2 separate regions of the Homo sapiens genome follow, and region 2 is linked to region 1. Evidence: chromatin loops called from intact Hi-C (ENCODE). Cell type or tissue: OCI-LY7. All regions are shown on one strand. Each heading gives the region's core, and the rest is flanking DNA. Links, peaks and the distances in the headings are about the cores only. Region 1 overlaps SELENON (selenoprotein N). Region 2 has its middle 24 kb from the start of LDLRAP1.

Region 1 (5,302 bases), core at 1-5,000:
CCGCGGCCCCCACCACTGTTCCGGACGCTCCTGTTCCTGCCACCTGCCCGCTCACCTGCAGTTCCTCCAGCTCCTTCACCAGGGACCAGGTGCTGATGAAGCTCTCGTTGAGCAGGGTGAGGATGGGCGAACTTTCCAGGACAGTCTCCCGGAGAGTCCGCCCTGAACCTGTTCAGGAAGACAGAAGGGTGAGGCGCCCCCACATCTTGCTGGGGTGCAATCTTGCTTTGGGGAGACCTCACGGGCTGCAGGACAGTCTCTGCACCCAAGTGAAATAACAGATTCAAAGAGCCTGAGGTAGAGTAGGTGCTGAATAAATGATAGTTGGAATTAACATCAATAATATACCAGCATCCTGGGCTGAGATTAGGGTTAGGGGTTCTACCTGGCCCTGGGGACTTGCAGACAGTGACAGCTTCTTAAATCCAATGAACGCTCTGTGTCCCAGGGCCTTCACACAGGCTGTTCCTCTACCTGGAACACTCCATCCGGTCACTTGAGAAACTCCTACTCATCCTTCAAAGTCTCAGCGTAAATATCACTGTCTTCACAAAGCCTTCCCTGACCCCCAGTTATACACTCTGGTGCCACTCTGGACTGTCCCCTGTAGAACACTCACCGTGCTTGTACTGACTCATTTGGTGTCTGCCTTTGCACTGTGTCTCCCCCTTTGAGGGCAGGGACCCCTTCTGCCTTCCTCACTGTGGGACGCAAGCACCCAGCCCACTGCTGCACTGACGGTTGACGGGGTGAGGGTGGGGCACTGTTTTGTTCATCTTTGTGCCCACTGCCAGACACCCAAAGGACGTTGCATCTAGGGGGCCTCTGGTGAATTTCCTGAATCAATTAACACAAGCCCAGCCTCTGGCCCGATTTTTTCTCTTACACGTATATAACACTTTACAGTGTATGCGGCACTTTCACCTCCATGTCCACAGCTATGAGAGGTAAGTGTGTTATCCCCTCTTACTATTGAGAAAACTGAGGCTCACAGAGGGGAAGACACTTGGTCAAGGTTACCAAGCTGACAATGGCTGAGTTTGAACCCAGTCTGCCAGGGCCCTTTCTTCAGCATCTGGTAGCTCCCTCTGGGCTCAGCACAGAAACCCCCAAGCCCTCACCCCACGCCCCTACCATGGGCAGTCCCTGAGGCCCTCACAACTCAACAGAAGAGTCCCATTGGTCTCAGAGCCTCTGGTACCCCACAAGGTGTGGACTTTCCCACTGCTCCCCTTAGATCCAGCCGGGCCCCTCACCTCAGCAGGACTGGTCATCCAGGGCCCCCCACAGCAGGATTGAGTGCACCAGCTTGTTCTCAGCCTTGGCTCGGTCGAAGGCCTCAGTGAACGGCAAGTAGGAGACCTGGGGCCACACCGAGACAGAGCGAAGCCATCATCAAAGCGGCCAGGGTCCCACTCGGGCTGAGTCTGTAGTGTGTGCAAGTGTGTGTGTGTGTGTGTGTGTGTGTGTGTGTGTGTGTGTGTTTGTGTGTAGGCATATATATTTGTGTGTATGTCTGTGTATATGTACATTTGTATGTGTATATATGTTTGTGTATGTTTGTATATGTGTGTATGTGTGTGTGTATATATATGTTAGTGTGTGTGTTTGTATGTGTGTGAAGTGGGTGCTACTAAGCCAGGGGATGGATGTCTCCTCCAAGTTCTATTTATTATTATTATTTTCATTTATTTTTTATTTTGAGATGGAGTCTCACTCTGTTGCCCAGGCTGGAGTGCAGTGGCGCAATCATAGCTCATTGCAGCCTTGAACTCCTGGGCTCAAACAGTCCTCCTGCCTCAGCCTCCCCAAAGCTTTGGTACTACAGGTGCGTGCTACCACCACCCCCAGGTAATTAAAAAAATTCTTTTGTAGATATGGGGTCTCGCTATGTTGCCCAGATTGCTCTTGAACTCCTGGCCACAAGTGATTCTCTGCCTCAGCCTCCCAAAGTTTTGGATTATAGGCATGAGCCATTGCACCTGGCCTCTTCCTCCAAGTTCTGAATGGCAGCGGGGAGGCCCCGCTGGCACAGCTGGGCCCAACAGTGAGACAGCCTCAGTAGCAAGCCCTGCACACATACCAGCGTCTGTGCCCAGCTGCTGCTCCACAGCTCCCAGCCTCTGCCCATGCAGCCTGACCCTGGCCTTCACCCCTGCCCAGCCTCACCTTCTTGAAGGGGTACATGGCCACCTCCAGGCGCCGGGCAGCCTCCTCCCAGCTCAGCTCCTGCTGCCACTTGATCTCCTCAAACACAAACTGCAGGGGCTCCCCTGAAGGCAGGTGGCTGTCGATCATGCTGCCATCCTCATCCAGGATCACGGAGGGCACAGAGGGGCCCGTGGCCTCCAGCTCCATCTGGGCCAGAGGTCAGTGGTAGGGGGAAGGCTCAGAGATGGGCAAGAATCCTCAGGGGCTCCCCTAGAGACCCTCCAAAATGCTCCACTCATTGCAGAGGGAGGGCGGGGCCCTGCAGCCGAGCCCACCTGGATGGGAGCCTCCTGTGCGCTCACCTGGGGTATGTAGCCGATGTCCACCTCCATGTTGCTGCTTTCACTGGCCCCGTAAAGCCACTCCATGTCCACATTCAGAGACCTGGGATGGCCAGGGCAGAGTGACACCATCATCAAAGCCCATTATCTGTGTCACACTTTATCTCACATAATACCTGCAACTGTCTCCACTTTCCAGATGAGGACACTGAGGTTTCTCAAGGTGAACACCTGCTCTCAGAGCCACTGGGATTCTGGCTGCAGAGCCCTGGCCCTCTTCCCCACCAGGCTGCCCCTTCCTAAGGCACTGGAGCCACTTCACCATCCGCCAGCCCTGCCCCTCGCAATTCACAAAGGGCCTGCACAGCCATGGCCCGTGTACTCTCCAGGACCCTTTGAAGCAGAGAGATGGCCAGTGCCTCAAGGCGGGTCACAGGGTGGGGCAGGAATGAAAACGAGCACCGTGGTCCCTGCACAGGCCTCTGGCGGGCAGCAGGAAATCTGAGCCGAGCAGTGCAATCTGCAGATCCGCCGCACGAGGGAGCCCCAGCACTGGCAAACCACCACCTCCGCAGCAGGGGGCACAGAGGGCAGAGCTAGGTAACCCCCGGGGGTCAGCAGTCCCTGGTGCCTGGTCCTCAGACATGAGCCCAGGAACAGCTGGTCCTGGAGCTGGCCACTGCCTCTCTCCTCCTGTCCCATACAGTCCAGGCCCCCTCCTCAACAACCCTGCGATGGAGGCAGGTGTGCCCAGCCCTAGGTGAGCAGATGGAGGGCTTGTGCCCTCCTCTTCCTTTTCCCTTTGACCGGGAAGCCCCTGCCCTTCCCACTCTGGGGAGGGAGGGAAGCCACCCCCACTCCTAGGGGCAATTTTCTCTTCCCATGTTATCCCGACCATCCTCTCACGCCTGCCCTGTGGGTGAAGTAGGCCAGGAGTCAGTCTCCCATCCGGCAGATGAGGAAACAGGCCTACAGAGGGCCAGGGCCTTGCCCACAGCCACACAGCCAATGGGTTCCACAGCAGAGACTTAACTGCAGACCTCCTGGCTCCCAGCCAGGTCTCATCCCTGTAGAGCGGTCACTCAGGCCCACTCGGTGGCCACTTGCTATCAGTTAGGAATCTGGACAAACTTGAAGCCAGGGCCTCCGGGGTCCTCTACTCTGCTGACAGGTGGCCAGCCCTGAGGAGGTGAGGCAAGCAGGTGGCTGGTGTAGCACCGTCCCGGAAGCCCCTCTGGGGCTCTGCAGCAGTGGAGGGCCTGCCCTTGGCCTTTGGATGTGCTGTTCCTCTGCCCAGCAAAACCCTCAGAGCCCTGATCTCTGCTGAGATGACCTTTTTCTTCTGGGAAGCCTTCCTGGACCCCACAGCTGGGTCCCTGCCTAGCTGCTGGCCTTCCTCTTGGTGGCGTGCACAGGCTGCGGTTACAGCTCTGCCTGGGGCCTGTCAGCAGTATGAGGGCGGGGAGGCCCAGCTTCAGGAAGGGTCTGCGGACTGCTGCACTGGGTCCCAGGCACAGAGGTGGAGGGCCAGGCCACGGGTGCCTGGGAAGAGCTGGTGGGTGATCAGCTCATTCTCTTGCCTGCCTCATGCCGCCTCCTGCCACGTCAGCCCCATGAGATGGGCTCTGGGGAGCAAAGGAAGGGGCAGAGACAGAAGAGGCCCCTAGGCTCCTGGAGCTGGGGAGCAGGACAAGCTGTAGGAGGGAGCCAAGGCTGGGCCAGGGTCAAGCTCCCACCTGTGGTTGGGCACGAAGAGCCGGAAGTCGCGGACGTGGGTGGCGTCTTTGGAGAGGATGATGTGGCCGGTGAACTGAGCAGGGGAGAACCAAAAGGGGAAGTCGGGCGGCTCACTGAGCTGGAACTCGGCATGGATCCTGTGGGGAAGGGGATCTGCTGCACCAGAGCTGCCCACCTTCTCCCCAGGAGCCCGGGAAGCCTTGGCCAGAATCATCAGGGAGAGGAGGCTGAGTGTGGGGGTGGAGGTGGATGGGCCAGTGGGCAGCAGCGAGGCTCTCCAAATGCTGCTCATCCTTCGAGGCCCGGGTCACATGCCCCTCCTCTGGAAGCCCTGCCTGGACCCCCTCCCCCAGCCTTCACAGCTTCTGGAGGGCATGTGTGACTGGGTGTCCTTCCCACTTCTGTGTGGATGGCACAACCATGGCTACCAGCCCCGTGCCAAGCAAGTTCCACAACTTTTCTTTCTGAACCCTCACGTGCCTTACGAGGAAGTCATCAGCACCCGGATCCACAGGTGAGAAAACTGAGGCTCAGAGAGCCAAAGCTGCTTGCCCAAGACGGCAGTGGGAGGAGAGGTGGAGCTGGGGGGCTCAAGCTGGGCCCTCCCCTCTGGGCGCTGTACCGTCATGCCTCCCCGGTGCTCCAGGCCAGCCAGTGTGGCCCACTCACCGGAACATCACAGTGTAGTAGAAGTCGCTGATGGCAGTCAGGCAGGCCACAGCTCCCTGAGGGGCAAAGCGGGTCTTCACAAAGGGCCGAGGGTGGAACATGCTCAGGAGCCGGTGGATGATGACCTGGGGGCGGCGGGAGGCACGTACTGGCTTGCTGGGTCCCGCTGGGCCTGGATCCGCTGGGGTGGGGGTCAGCCCAGACCCGACGGCCCAGGGGCCCCATGGGGAGGGGGCAGGTCCAGAGGAAGGCAGGAGAGCAGGTGGAGCAGGCCTGGCACTGGGGTCCAGGCGCAGACAGAGGGGTGGCCACTCCTGGGCTCGGGCGGAGGGGCCCCACGTCGCACCCCAGCTGTCCTCACCTCCTTGCCCTTGGGCGGCGGTGGATAGAAGCGGTTGTTGGAC
Region 2 (5,367 bases), core at 86-5,085, 290 kb after region 1:
CCTAAGGCCACTGAACTGTGGGATTGAAGCCTCATTCTTTTCTCTTCCATCGATAGGTAATTTGCCTGGAACATGTTGAGCACTTTAAAAATTTGGTCACATTGCAGTGTCTGGGTTACCATGGTGACCTCACTTTGAATTTGCTTCCCAGGGGAGGCTGGTAATAATTAATACAGCACTTAGTGCTGGCTGCCCGCAGAGTGTGGGGGAGGATTCTGGAGTCCCCTGGGATCCGCTTCCCTAGGGGGAGCACTGCTTCCTCCTCTGAGCAGGATCCTGGGGTTCTCCAAGGAGAAAGTGGGTGGGGGGAGAGGACCTGCCCACCCTGCCCACCCCTTCGGCAGGCCCAGCAGCCATGCTGTCAGAGCTGGTCTATATCGGGATGGGGAATTCAGGGCTCAAGGGAGAGTGTGTGACTTGACCAAGGCCACACAAGATCCAGACAGCATCACCATTGGGTGGAAAGCTGATTTCCTAAGCTTTAGGACAGAGCTCCAGTGATTGCCAAGTTTGAGGAAGCCCAGCTCCAAAACTTCTCCCCTTCCAGAATGCCTGGAACACAGTGCAAATGCCCCAAGCTGGGGGTGGAGTGGGGAGGTCAGGGTGGGTGGGAGGCAGTCATGGCCCATTCAATGCGAAGTGGGTTCTCAGATGACCCAGGGTGTTGGGGACCAGGCTCAGAGGAACTTTGGCGGAGGGAACTGGAGAGGTTGGGATGGGGAGAGGAGCCTGAGAGGGAGGTCCTACAGGACAGGCCTTAGACATTTCCGGCAAAGGGTGGAAGAGCAGTGAAGGGGCATTCTGCTTCTCATGATCTTCTCCATTCCTCTCCTCCCCAGCATTTCTTGGTCTCCACCCACGCCAGTTCTTGTAGAAAGAAGAGTAGAAGGACGTGTAACAGAAAGAAGAAGAAATCTCTGTTAGGGCTGAGTGCAGTGGCTCATGCCTATAATCCCAGCATTTTGGGAGGCTGAGGCAGGAGCATCTCTTGAGCCCAGGAGTTGGAGAGCTGCCTGGGCAACATAGTGAGACCCCATCTCTAAAACAAAAAACAAATTAGCCAGGCATGGTGGTATGTGCCTGTAGTCTCAGCTACTTGGGAGGCTGAGGCAGGAGGATTGCTTGAGCAGAGGAGAAAGAGGCTGGGTGACAGAGTGAAAATGTCTCAAAAAAAAAAAAAAAAAAATCCAGGCTGGGGATGGTAGCTCACGCTGTAATCCCAGCACTTTGGGAGGCCGAGGCAGGTGGAACACCTGAGGTCAGGAGTTCGAGACCAGCCTGGCCAACGTGGTGAAACCCTGTCGCTACTAAAAACACAAAAATTAGCCAGGTGTGGTGGCACATGACTATAGTTCCAGCTACTCGGGGGGCTGAGGCAGGAGAATCGCTTGAACCTGGGTGGTGGAGGTTGCAGTGAGCCAAGATTGTACTCTAGCCTGGGTGACAAGAGTGAAATTCCATCTCAAAAAAAGAAAAGAAAAAGAAATCCAGACTGCATCCCACTTTTTCCAGATGGGGAAAGTGAAGCTCAGAGAGGCCTTAGAGATGTAGAGAGACCACAGCCAATAAGTGGTCAGCTGGAGATTCAAACCCACATCAGTGCATGTAGCATCTGCACTCTTAACCTTTACCCTCGGGCAGGGTTCTCTCCCTGATCCACATTCCCCTTGGGGCCTGAGCCGAGGGCTTGGGGAGTTTAGCTCTGATGTAGAGTTGGAGGGCAGGATGGGCCTGAGGCAGGAGATGGGGAGGAAAACTAGGCTGGCTTCTCTGCTGGAAACTGGAGCAGGTGTGGCTGAATCAAAAATGCTGGAAGCTTGGGAGCTCCAACCATGGAAGTGGGTTTTAGTAGAGGGTTGGGGAGAAGGGGAAAGGGGAAAATGGCTTTGGTATCTTTGCTCACGTCCAAAAACAACTGAGTTTGTGGTGTACCCTTGGTCTCAAAGGAAAACAAACCTGTGACTTTAGTATGCTGCCACCAGGTGGCGGTGTAATGTGGCTACTCATATCACAGATTCACCTCTATTAAAATAAATTGCACTCATTTTTCAAAAGGATAAAAGTCTTTAAAGAATTAGATTTATATATTATTTCACTTGATTCTTAAAAACTAAGGTAACATTTTAGGGGAAAATGCCTGAGATATAGTTTGGTTCATTCTTCCCTGATCCTTAACTTTCATCTACCTACCCTAAGCCTGGGCTTTCTGGTGATCTGTCTGTATGGTCCTAGTCAACAGCCAGTGAAGCCCACCCCAAAAGTTTTCATGCCAACTCGAGAAGCCAGAAAGAGCAAGGGACACAGTCAGCTCTCATCCTTCCCCTCAATTAGCCCAATTCTGGAGATAGCTGCCCACCACCCCTAGGCTGCCTAACTTCTACATAGACTTTACATATATTGTGGCTCTCCTCCCACTGGGTTTTAATTCCGTTTTTTTTTTTTTTTTTGAGACGGAGTCTTGCTCTGTTGCCCAGGCTGGAGTGCAGTGGGTTATCTCGGCTCTCGGCTCATTGCAACCTCCACCTCCGTGTTCAAGTGATTCTCGTGCCTCAGCCTCCCAAGTAGCTAAGACTACTGGCGCACACCACCATGCCCGGCTAATTTTTGTATTTTTAGTAGAGACGGGGTTTCACCATCTTGGCCAGGCTGGTCTCGAACTCCTGATCTCAAGAGATCTGCCTGCCTCAGCCTCCCAAAGTGCTGGGAATACAGGCATGAGCCACTGTGCCAGGCCTGGGTTTTAACATGACTGTCCGCCACACCAGAAGGTTAGTCCCTCCAAGCAGAGACCATGACTCATTCATCTGCTACTGTTCTAGGTCTTAACCACAATGGCCGGCACATGGGCGATGATCAGCAGTTGGTTGAATGAATAAATGAATTGCTATTTCACAGCTGAGGAAACTAAAGTTCCTGGAGAGAAATAATACCAATAATAATAATAATAATAATAATTGGCATTTGCTATGTACCTACTATGTCCCAGACATATATTAACTCTAGTTTCCACAACAATTCTAGGATACCATTATTATGCACATTATGCAGATGAGGGGACTGAGGCTGAGAGACATTTGAGATGGGGGAGGGAGCAACTGAAGGGGACCCAAGTCCAGTTCAGTAGCTCATTTGGGAGAGGAAGTTGAGGGCAGGCATCACTCATCCTGCTGTTCATTTATTCAGGACAAGTTTACTGCAGTTAGATGTCCCTGCTAGGCCTGTGGTGGGTGAGCACACAGAAGGGATGAGTGCTCATCACTCTGGCTGAGGCAGGAGGCAGCCTGAGTCCAAACCTCAGTGCCTTGGGCCAGGCCTGGTAGCTCACGCCTAGCAGTGCTTTGGGAGGCCGAGGCAAGGGGATCACTTGAGCTCAGGAGTTATGAGACCAGCCTGGATAACATAGCGAAACTCTGGCTCTCCAAAAATAAAAAAGTTAAAAATTAGCCAGTCGTGGTGGTCCATGCCTGTAGTCCTAACTACTCAGGAAGCTGAGATGAGTGGATGGCTTGAGCCCTGGAGTTGAAGACTACAGTGAGCTATGATCATGCCACCACCCTCCAGCCTGAAAGGTGACAGAGCGAGACTCTGACCCTAAAAAAATAAAAAACGGGCCAGGCGCGGTGGCTCACGACTGTAATCCCAGCACTTTGGGAGGCCGAGGCAGGTGGATCACGAGGTCAGGAGTTCAAGACCAGCCTGGCCAAGATGGTGAAACCCCGTCTCTACTAAAAATACAAAAATTAGCTGGGTGTGCTGGCAGGTGCCTGTAATCCCAGCTACTCGGGAGGCTAAGGCAGGAGAATTGCTTGAACCCAGGCAGCAGAGGTTGCAGTGAGCCGAGATCGCGCCACTGCACTCCAGCCTGGGAGACAGACTGAGACTCTGTCTTAAAAAAATAAAAATAAACAAAATAAAAATAAAAAAACACTGTAATCCCAGCACTTTGGGAGGCTGAGGCAGGTGAATCGTGTGAGGTCAGGAGTTTGAGACCAGCCTGGCTGACATGGTGAAACCACGTCTCTACTAAAAATACAAAAATTAGCCAGGCGTGGTGGTGGGAGCCTGTAATCCCAGCTACTCAGGAGGCTGAGGCAGGAGAATCACTTGAACCCTGGAGGCGGAGGTTGCAGTGAGCCGAGATGGCGCCATTGCATTCCAGCCTGGGCGACAGAGGAAGACTCCGTCTCAATAAATACATATAAATACATAAATTAAAAACAAAAAACCTCAGCACCTCGTGTACAACCTGAGAGGCTGCGCCCCCAGCAGCTTTCAGCAGCTCTCTCTGCAAGGTCTCAAAAACTGCTGCCACCATCTTAAACTTAATATCCTCGCGCCACGTGGTCCAGGTATGTTTGTTTGTTGGGAGAACAGGGAAACCGCTCTGGCAGAAGGCCAGGGAACGTCTCTTTGCATCCCATTGGTAGCGCCTCATTAGGTCAAGCGCTACTCCTGAACCAATCAGGGGCCTGAAGCATGGCCTCGTGGGTTGGCTCCGCCCCCACACGCGGGGAGTGTTGATTGCAGCCTCAGGCAGGTTGGTGAAATGAGAGGTGATGGGATGGAAAAGAGGAGGCGGCCACATTGTGTACTCGCTCCCTTTGCACAAAGCTGCGACCTTCCCCACCTTCCTCAAGGGAGCTGCTGGGTGGAGACAAGCCAAGAGCTCCGAGTGCAGGAGGCCCCCTTCCACCCAGCACCCTGTAGCTGTGAGAGCTTGGCCCAGGCCCAGCCTCCTCACCTGCACGGAGCTAAGGTGAGGGTCCCACTGAGGCAGGGCACGAGAAGGCACCTCGCGCACAGTAGCCCCCTTTCCAACCCGCGTGATATTCTGATTGGCCTACATCTCTCTCCCACTGCCAATCCGTGCACACAGCCCCTCTCCCTAGGCCTCTCCCAGCTGCGACGTGGCAAGAGGAGTCCCAGAGATGTGGGAGACTGGCCGACTGACGGCAGCCAAAGGCTGACCTGCTGCGCACTTCCCTGGATCGGTGGCAGGGGGCGTGTCTCTGAGTGGGTGGGGACAGGCCTCCCCCAGGTGTCAGCAGCATCTCCTGTTTTTCGTGTCCAGCACCTGCTTACCATTGCGGTAAGAGTGTCCCAGTTTTTTCTTGGGTATAGGGTGCCCAAGTCCAGTCCCAGCCATAGTCTGTGTCATGTTCCACAGTGACTGGTTCAGGGGTGGCCAGAGCCAGGCAGAGTCAGTCTGAGTGGCTCTTAGGACTTTTGCTTGTTTACCATTGGAGGGAACCTGGCTGTAGAACTAGAGGCTGCCAGTACCTTCTTGCCACCAGGTAGAGAGTGACAATGAAGCCAACACTCAAAGGAGACATAGCTGAGGCAAGACCGGGGAGAAAACAGGTCTGA

What was found. Hi-C counts contacts between places; a loop is a spot of excess contacts. Peaks named below come from ENCODE experiments on the same cell type or tissue, not always from the same donor. Only the 100,000 strongest peaks of a DNase experiment are listed, where the experiment ranks them.
Region 2: a loop joins it to region 1, with 4 times the contacts of the local background. A loop is called at or near these places in 19 of 110 quality-filtered maps.

Annotation. Positions count from the first base shown.
Region 1 is chr1:25,808,747-25,814,048 of GRCh38, reverse strand. SELENON (selenoprotein N) reads right to left here. Exons shown (of 12, transcript NM_206926.2): 4 at 5,260-5,302; 5 at 4,899-5,023; 6 at 4,229-4,366; 7 at 2,514-2,595; 8 at 2,170-2,358; 9 at 1,257-1,362; 10 at 56-168. Among named protein-coding and RNA genes, the nearest start is that of MTFR1L, 8.6 kb to the left of the region's middle. RefSeq lists an enhancer at 2,548-3,422. In OCI-LY7, for the core only: CTCF peaks have their summits at 2,805, 3,019 (motif pointing right) and 3,977; DNase peaks (open chromatin) are centred at 3,038, 3,908 and 4,278; H3K4me3 peaks cover 935 bases; H3K27ac peaks cover 1,079 bases.
Region 2 is chr1:25,517,260-25,522,626 of GRCh38, reverse strand. No RefSeq gene overlaps it. Among named protein-coding and RNA genes, the nearest start is that of LDLRAP1, 24 kb to the left of the region's middle. RefSeq lists enhancers at 3,364-3,958, 4,127-4,774. In OCI-LY7, for the core only: CTCF peaks have their summits at 1,787, 1,989 (motif pointing right) and 5,009; a DNase peak (open chromatin) is centred at 1,966.